3 separate regions of the Homo sapiens genome follow, and regions 2 and 3 are each linked to region 1. Evidence: chromatin contacts called from ENCODE Hi-C or POLR2A ChIA-PET data. All regions are on one chromosome and are shown on one strand. The core of a region is the stretch at or near the end of the contact, and the rest is flanking DNA. Distances in the headings are between cores, read along the strand shown. Region 1 holds the start of AGFG2 (ArfGAP with FG repeats 2). Region 2 overlaps STAG3 (STAG3 cohesin complex component). Region 3 holds the start of PVRIG (PVR related immunoglobulin domain containing).

Evidence for each region. A loop is a pair of places that touch in the nucleus more often than their neighbours do. ChIA-PET counts read pairs that join two places held with the same protein, here RNA polymerase II (POLR2A). Pooled maps may share reads with other maps.
Region 2: a map with no recorded cell type shows a loop between it and region 1 (2.1-fold over the local background). The contact joins the enhancer-like site here to the promoter of AGFG2 in region 1. A Hi-C loop is called at or near these places in 3 of 37 single-sample maps with no recorded cell type and 3 of 50 pooled maps. POLR2A ChIA-PET finds 5 or more read pairs at or near these places in 1 of 52 experiments (WTC11).
Region 3: a pooled map shows a loop between it and region 1 (7-fold over the local background). The contact joins the promoter of PVRIG here to the promoter of AGFG2 in region 1. A Hi-C loop is called at or near these places in 2 of 37 single-sample maps with no recorded cell type and 7 of 50 pooled maps. POLR2A ChIA-PET finds 5 or more read pairs at or near these places in 1 of 52 experiments (B cell).

The regions. Positions count from the first base shown.
Region 1 is chr7:100,537,866-100,540,550 of GRCh38, forward strand. AGFG2 (ArfGAP with FG repeats 2) reads left to right here and starts at 1,338. Exons shown (of 12, transcript NM_006076.5): 1 at 1,338-1,702. The coding sequence starts at 1,482. RefSeq lists an enhancer at 688-1,189 and silencers at 1,069-1,348, 1,399-1,698.
Region 2 is chr7:100,188,890-100,191,574 of GRCh38, forward strand. STAG3 (STAG3 cohesin complex component) reads left to right here. Exons shown (of 34, transcript NM_001282717.2): 7 at 1-127; 8 at 556-707. Among named protein-coding and RNA genes, the nearest start is that of STAG3, 12 kb to the left of the region's middle. RefSeq lists an enhancer at 1,321-1,480. Within about 2 kb of position 1,327, at least 2 of the 41 ENCODE cell types and tissues checked have a DNase peak (open chromatin) inside an H3K27ac peak, as active enhancers do.
Region 3 is chr7:100,218,613-100,221,297 of GRCh38, forward strand. PVRIG (PVR related immunoglobulin domain containing) reads left to right here and starts at 1,337. Exons shown (of 5, transcript NM_001397246.1): 1 at 1,337-1,416; 2 at 1,502-1,852; 3 at 1,935-2,061; 4 at 2,148-2,208; 5 at 2,316-2,685. The coding sequence starts at 1,359. The coding sequence ends at 2,639. It also overlaps a transcript of STAG3 not described here and the pseudogene CASTOR3P. RefSeq lists enhancers at 1,227-1,356, 1,417-1,486 and a silencer at 2,407-2,456.

The DNA.
Region 1 (2,685 bases), core at 88-2,587:
CTGAAAATACAAAAAAATTAGCCAGGCGTGGTGGCGGGTGCCTGTAGTCCCAGCTACTCGGGAGGCTGAGGCAGGAGAATGGCGTGAACCCAGAAGGCGAAGCTTGCAGTGAGCCGAGATCGTGCCACTGCACTCCAGCCTGGGCGACAGAGCGAGACTCCATCTCAAATAATAATAATCATAATAATAAAAATACAAAAATTATCTGGGGGTGGTGGTGGCCGCCTGTAATCCCAGCTACTCAGGAGACTGAGGCATGAGAATTGCTTAAACCCAGGAGGCAGAGGTTGCAGTGAGCTGACATCGTGCCACTGCACTCCAGTCTGGGCAACAGAGTGAGACTCCATCTCAAAAAATTAAAATTAAATTAAAAAATTAAAAAAGTACCCAAAAAGTCTTTTCCAAGATGTGATTTTAATTCTCTGCGTAGGATTTATTACTAACTGGTGATTCTTTAATTTGTGTATTGTTTGCTTCCCCCTACTAGAAACTAAGCTCTATAAGAATATTTTGTTTGATTGCTTCGCTGCTGTATTCTATTCCCAGTGTCTAGAACGTGCCTGAAACCTAGCAGACACTCAGTGTTTGTTAAATGAATAATCGAATAATAGTCCACCTACTAGGAGGGTTAAAGGCAGGGTTTCTAAAGTTGGAAGACCCAGAGTGGAATCCTGGGCCACGCACTCGTGTGATCTGCCGCAAGTTGTTGAACCTAAGGGTGTAAAATGGGGATTCCACCTCTGGGATAGGCGGAGCGAATGAAATGACATTTATAAAGCACTCCCTTCGCTCTGTGGCTCAGGAATTAGAGCACTGGTCTAGTAAAGCACTCTTGCTCCCTCTCCCTCTCTCCCTTAAGCGCTCTCTTCTTTCCCCCTCCTGCTCAGCCCCTCACATGGCCACTTCTCTTCGGCTTTGCATGACACTCTACACAGTCTAGAGTAAGCCTTTGAAATTTGCCGGGAATTAACGTCATCAGTCGGGAGGACGACAGCTACGCACGCGCGGGGCACCTCCTCTGTCTCGCGCGCTAACTTTGCAGCCCCGCCAGCCAATCAAAATTAGCGTCGGAGCCCGAGTGCCGAGGACTCACCAATCGGAACTAGGAGGCGGGCCACGGTGGAGGCAGCGGCGAGAGGGGGCGGGGACAAGGAGAGGGCACGCACGGTTCTCGCTGCTGGGGTCTCTGCCGGCCAATAGGAGAGGCCTGAGGCCTGAAGGCGGTGGGGCGGGGCATTGGCGGCTCCAGCAACCGGAGGCCGTCCCAGGGAGGGCCAATCGGAGTAAGGAGGTGGGAGAAACCTAGCCAATCAGTGTGCAGGACGGGCAAGGAGGGTGGTGGACGGCGAAGTCTCCTGCGGATGCCGCCCGCTCCCGAGCTTCTGTCAGGGGAGCCGGGCGTGCGGAGGCGGCTGAGGAGGCGGGAAGGCGGCAGTGGTTGAAGGGGTGATTGCTGACTAGCGGGGAGGGAGTGGGCAGCGATGGTGATGGCGGCGAAGAAGGGCCCGGGCCCGGGCGGCGGGGTCAGCGGGGGCAAGGCGGAGGCGGAGGCGGCCTCGGAGGTGTGGTGCCGTCGGGTGCGGGAGCTGGGTGGCTGCAGCCAGGCCGGGAACCGCCACTGCTTCGAGTGCGCCCAGCGCGGGGTCACCTACGTGGATATCACCGTGGGCAGCTTCGTGTGCACCACCTGCTCCGGCCTCCTGTGAGTGACCGGGAGGGAGTGGCCGAGGTCGGCGTGGGGGGACCCGGGGGCGGGGTGGGGAGGCCGGGGCTCCGGGGCGCGAGGGAAGGGGGCCGAGGTGAGGGGCGGAGGGGAGGTCAGGGAACGCGCCGGCTGTGGGGACGGGGTCGTCTGCTGCAGCGGTGTGGTGGGGAGGGGAAAGGGCAGGGGAGAGGAAGCAAGGCCGGAGTCGCTCTGCGGAGAGAAGGGTACGGGTGCAGAAAGACGCCCGGAGAGGGACCGAGAAACTCCCCGAGGGGGTCGAGGCAAACTGCAAGTGGGGAGGGAGAAAGTGCGGAGGATGGAAGGGAACTCGGAGTGGGATGGGGTGTCGGGACTTAAAGGGCCAGAAAATGACATGCACCTTTAGAGGGAACTTCATGCAGGTGGAAAGCAAAAAGGAAAAAGGTGGGGAAAGCCGGCCTGGAGATGGACGGGCACCTTTCTTCCTTCGGGCTTGTGTCCCTGCTGGAGTGTGAGATGCAGAAGCCAGCTGAAACTTGGTTGAAATTCCTATGATTAGAGTACAGGATTAAAAAAAAAAAAAAAAGCGAATTAACCCCGATTGACAGCCTAGAGATAGTGGCTGGAAGGGAGCCATGGTCCAGAGTTCAGGTGTAGATACTAATCTTAGCAGGGCTTTGAAATGTTACCCAGAAGGTAAAACTCTTACGAAATCTAAGAGATGAGAGCCAATGGGTTACCCTGGTAGAGAGCTTAGCTTTTTCAAACGTTTGCACGTCTAGGTGAGCCATCCTGAAGGTTAATCATTTACACCTTTAAGATCCCTGTTGCCATGACTGGATCCTGGTGGTAGCATCCAGGAAACTCTAGATTTTGGGGGGGCTTTGGTGCATCATCTGAGTGCTACTCTTGGCATTGGTACTGTTCGGTCATGCCAGAGTGAATTTACAGCCACAATTCTAGCCTAGATTTCTGGTTATATAGTAAAGCCCCCTCCACTC
Region 2 (2,685 bases), core at 77-2,576, 350 kb before region 1:
ACATTGGTCTGTCAGTGCCAGTACAGCCTCCTCTATGATGGCTTCCCTATGGACGACCTCATCTCCCTGCTCACTGGCCTCTCAGACTCACAAGTCCGCGCCTTCCGTCACACTAGCACCCTGGCTGGTGAGCATTCATTTTTACTCTGGACATTCTCCTGGGGATTTATAGGACTTTCCTCTGTTCTCTGATTCAGGATCTTCTTTCCTACCTGCATCTTGGCTCTTCACTTCAAGGCCATGCCTCTTTTATCCTAAACTTCAATCCAGTTTCTCACTAGTGGAGTTTTGAGAAGGGGTAGATCACAGCAACAATTTCCAGGTTTAATATTTTTGTCAGAGCTCACCACTAGGGGTATGCTGATGGTTAAAAGAAGACCACAAGGGTTCGAGGGAAACAGTCCACTCCAGGACAGGCCGTCTTAGGATTTTAGGGTCATCCTGCTCTGACGTCTCATTTTCATTGCCCTTCTTTCCTTCTATTTTTTCCTTCTACTCATCCTCTCTCCTCTGACCTCAGTAATGATTTCTTTATCTCTTTTTCCTTTCTCAAAGCTATGAAACTGATGACCTCCCTGGTAAAAGTTGCCCTCCAACTGAGTGTGCACCAAGATAACAATCAGCGTCAGTATGAGGCTGAAAGAAACAAGGGGCCAGGGCAGAGGGCACCTGAGCGGCTGGAGAGCCTGTTGGAGAAACGCAAAGAGGTGAGGAGTGTTCCCTGCTTCTTCCTTCCCTTTTTCCCAACTTGCACCCACTTCTGCCACAGACCCCCTTATCAGGCCCTGGGCAGTCTTTCAAGATCATGAATAATGGAGTCTGGCAATAGTTTCATAGACCCATCCTGTAAGGGGTCATTACATGCTCATCTTGTTTCTGGGTTGTGGGCTCAACAAATAATGTGTAATTTAGAGTTCTCTCTAATTCCACTTTTGCTCAGTTTTTTTTTTTTTGTCAGCACTCATTGTTAGGAGTGTTTAAGTGCTGTACCTGCCTGTCATGCAGGGAATTAAGTTTTGACCTACTTGTCAAGTGTGCAGTGTGCAAGTGAGTGCAGGAGTACTAAAAGCCAACCATTGACAAGGGAGGCCAAATTTTCAAGGAATGGAAAGAAAACAGGCCTCCCAGTGAACTCGCTTTAAATTCTGTTGAATTTAGTCACTAGCTCCATAGCCTTATGTAACCTCTCTTCAGTTTTCTTTTCTTTAAAAAAAGGAATAATCTCACCTTTTTGTGAAGAATAAATGAGATGAGTAAATTGCCTCGCTTGGCTCATAGTAGATACTTGTTTTGTTTCCTTTTAAACTTAAAGATGACCACTGGGGGGCATAAGCCATAGCAAAATCTTTTACGCTGATGAAATCTTTAATCAGCTGGGTCTGTCATAAGAGTAACACTACTGGTGTTTTCTCCTCACTCTCTGTTAGTGTCTAAGACCCCTCCTATGAGGTTGGCAGGACTCACCATGTCTGACCATATCATTTGGCTGTTTCTCTAGCCCTCACAAAAGATCTCTTCCATTCTAAATCACTAGAGAAGGAAACTTTCCACTTCCCTTATTCTCTTTTGTTATTTTGCATTGTCAGGTTGATCTTAAAAGCTTGAATATTAATCTATCCCGGATTTTAAATTATGTACACTAGTGCGAATCTTTTCTTTTCTTTTTCTTTTTTGGCTTCTCTGGGCTCTTGCTTAATCAATTATCATTATAATTCCCCCATTTTATCCTAAATTTCTTCCTCCCCACTATTTTCTTCTCTCCACTTATAAATGTATATAGGCTCTTGAATCTTTATTTCACTCTGCTCCTTTGTGAGTTACTCTTTTTTCCATCCTTCCTTTTAGGATAGTATTTCCTTACTTCCTTAATGTCCAACTAACTGAATCCTTTTTGCTACCTAGCTTATTTCCCCATTTTCTTTGAAACTGTTCTTTCTAAACCAATGACTTCCTAATTCCTAAAGCCAGTAGCCTTTTCTCAGTCTCCCTTTCCCAAATATTTTACATATTTGCTTTACCTATTTTTGCTATTTTAGTGTAAAATATGGACATATAGGTACTTCAGCCCTAAAGACTTAAGTATGTCCTGTCGAAAATGATATGTTGTTCTTACATAATTGAAGAGGTGGGGCCTGTTGTCTTAAAGGATGTTCCCTTTCTCCTTATAATTCTGTTTCCTTGGTGTCTATTGTTCATGTGATCCAGGATTTTTCAATAATGGCACTATGGACGTTGCGGGGCTGTCCTGCCATGGTAGGATGTTTAGCAGATCTCTGGCCTTTATCTACTAGATAGATACCAGTAGTACCCTGCTCCCCCAGCAAGTTGTGGCAGCCAAAAAAATCTTTAGACACTGCTAAATCTCCCCTGGGGAACAAAATTAGCCTCAGTTGAGAACCACTGATCTAATTCCTTTCTTCTCATTTTTGCTAGTTCCACTTCTATTAAACTGCAACTTACTAAAAATTTGTTTTCCAAATTGTTAGAAACATATACGGGCATCATACCTCAAAGATATTGCAGATTCAATTCCAGACCACCATAATAAAGTGAATATTGAAGTACAGTGAGTCACACAATCAAAAAATCAAAATTTTTAATTCTCAGTGCATATGAAAGTTGTGTTTACACTGTAGTCTGTTAAGTGTGCAAGACTATTGTCTAAAAAGCAGTGTATGTACCTTA
Region 3 (2,685 bases), core at 87-2,586, 320 kb before region 1:
TCAGATTACTGAGAGTCTTCCGTTACTAGGTAAGTCACCGCATCCTTATAACTCCAGGTGACACTGACTGGGGTTTATGGGATGAAAGAGGAGTGTGTGCTTGGATGATGGGGTGTGATAGTGAAGGGGTGAAAGGTTTCTTCTCACACATAGACATCGTGAGGTCTTCCTTGAGCTCTTTAGAGCCTTCCCTCGGGATAGGATGAAATACTGAGATCCTAGAAAGGATTCACAAAACGTGTCACTCATCAGCGCAGATTCACCGATTCACCCCTAGATGTGTGTGGGATTTGGATGGCAGAGAGAAACAGGCACTGAAGATTTTTGGTCAGGACAGGGCAGAGAAATAAGAAGAGTTGAAAATTCACCAAAGGATAGATAAACCCAGGGCGTTTAGAGAAAACCTGTAGTGTGCAAAGGAGCCCAGAATCCTGGGGCAACTTGGAGGGAAATATACTTAATTTGATTCACTAAGTTAGGCCCAGTGAAGGGATTGGGTGGCATAGGTAGAAGCCGAAAAATAAAGTATCTTGTATTGCTGGAGTAGCCTCTGTTTCTGAGGTCACATCCAAACTTAGCGAGGCAGCTTAACCTGGTGAGAGACATGGGTTCAACTCCTGGCTTCTGCACTGCTAGGGCAGAGGACTGCTGTTTGCTGACACAATCTTGGTGCGTTGGAAGTGAAAGGGAAGAGGCACTGGTGGCTGTGCTTTGGGCCCGAGCAGCCAGAAGCCAGTTGCCATCACCTATGACGAGGAGACAGCGCCTGGGGCAGAGCCCAGTATGGGGTGCGTTCAGGGTAGATCAGGAGGTATGAGTGGGTAGTGGGCGAGCCAGGCTGGGGGTTGTGGGGGAGGCCTGCATTGCAGGTGTAAGCGTGGGACCCACATCAGATTGGTAGTGGGTCATGCATGCTGGGCTGGCTCTCAGGTCCTCCCTGCTGGCTTCCCACTCCCAGGGGCTTTCTCCTCCGATTCCTTAGCTGGGTGAGGGGCGGGACAGAGCCCTTTCTTAGGGAAGCCCGGCACCCCTTGCTGTCCAGGGAAGGGGAGTCCTTCTAGCCCCTGACAGCTTCTCTGCCCCTCCCCTGGCCTCCCCAGGCCTAGCCAGGGCTGGGTTCTCACCCACCTGTGCCGCCCTGCCTTGTTACCTGGAAGCACAGCCTTGGGGACTGAGCAGGCCCTCACTGTCACTTTAAGAAGGGAATCAGCCACTTTGTGCTCACCACCTCTGGGGAAGGTGTGAGAGGAGAGAAGGAAGTGGCTGTTTGGCTGCTGACAACATGAAGACTTCCTGCGATGAGAACAGAGGCACAGGTGCCGGCCCTGCAGCCCCCAGAACCTGGACTGGAGGGGGCCATGGGGCACCGGACCCTGGTCCTGCCCTGGGTGCTGCTGACCTTGTGTGTCACTGCGGGTGAGTGCCGGCACCAGAGAGGGGCAGGGGCTGCAGGGAGGGTGATGTAGGACAACAGCCCACCGACCTTGCTGCTGTTCCACAGGGACCCCGGAGGTGTGGGTTCAAGTTCGGATGGAGGCCACCGAGCTCTCGTCCTTCACCATCCGTTGTGGGTTCCTGGGGTCTGGCTCCATCTCCCTGGTGACTGTGAGCTGGGGGGGCCCCAACGGTGCTGGGGGGACCACGCTGGCTGTGTTGCACCCAGAACGTGGCATCCGGCAATGGGCCCCTGCTCGCCAGGCCCGCTGGGAAACCCAGAGCAGCATCTCTCTCATCCTGGAAGGCTCTGGGGCCAGCAGCCCCTGCGCCAACACCACCTTCTGCTGCAAGTTTGCGTCCTTCCCTGAGGGCTCCTGGGAGGCCTGTGGGAGCCTCCCGCCCAGCTCAGACCCAGGTGGGGCCGGGGCGAGGGGTCCAGGAGGGCAGGGAGGGGCTCGGGAACTGGCCACCCATCTGATTCTTGTCTCCGTGCCCAGGGCTCTCTGCCCCGCCGACTCCTGCCCCCATTCTGCGGGCAGACCTGGCCGGGATCTTGGGGGTCTCAGGAGTCCTCCTCTTTGGCTGTGTCTACCTCCTTCATCTGCTGCGCCGACATAAGCACCGGTGAGACCTGGTCCCTGTCCACGTCCCCCTGACACTGGGATGGCCACATGCCCTGCAGAGCTCTGACCATCCTTGCTCTCTCCCAGCCCTGCCCCTAGGCTCCAGCCGTCCCGCACCAGCCCCCAGGCACCGAGAGCACGAGCATGGGTGAGGAGGGGACCTGCTTTGGGGATGAGGTGACAGGGGCAGGGGCAGGGGGGCCAGGGCTGGGCCCAAGCTGTGCAGACTCACTTGACCCTCCTTCCCCCGCGCAGGCACCAAGCCAGGCCTCCCAGGCTGCTCTTCACGTCCCTTATGCCACTATCAACACCAGCTGCCGCCCAGCTACTTTGGACACAGCTCACCCCCATGGGGGGCCGTCCTGGTGGGCGTCACTCCCCACCCACGCTGCACACCGGCCCCAGGGCCCTGCCGCCTGGGCCTCCACACCCATCCCTGCACGTGGCAGCTTTGTCTCTGTTGAGAATGGACTCTACGCTCAGGCAGGGGAGAGGCCTCCTCACACTGGTCCCGGCCTCACTCTTTTCCCTGACCCTCGGGGGCCCAGGGCCATGGAAGGACCCTTAGGAGTTCGATGAGAGAGACCATGAGGCCACTGGGCTTTCCCCCTCCCAGGCCTCCTGG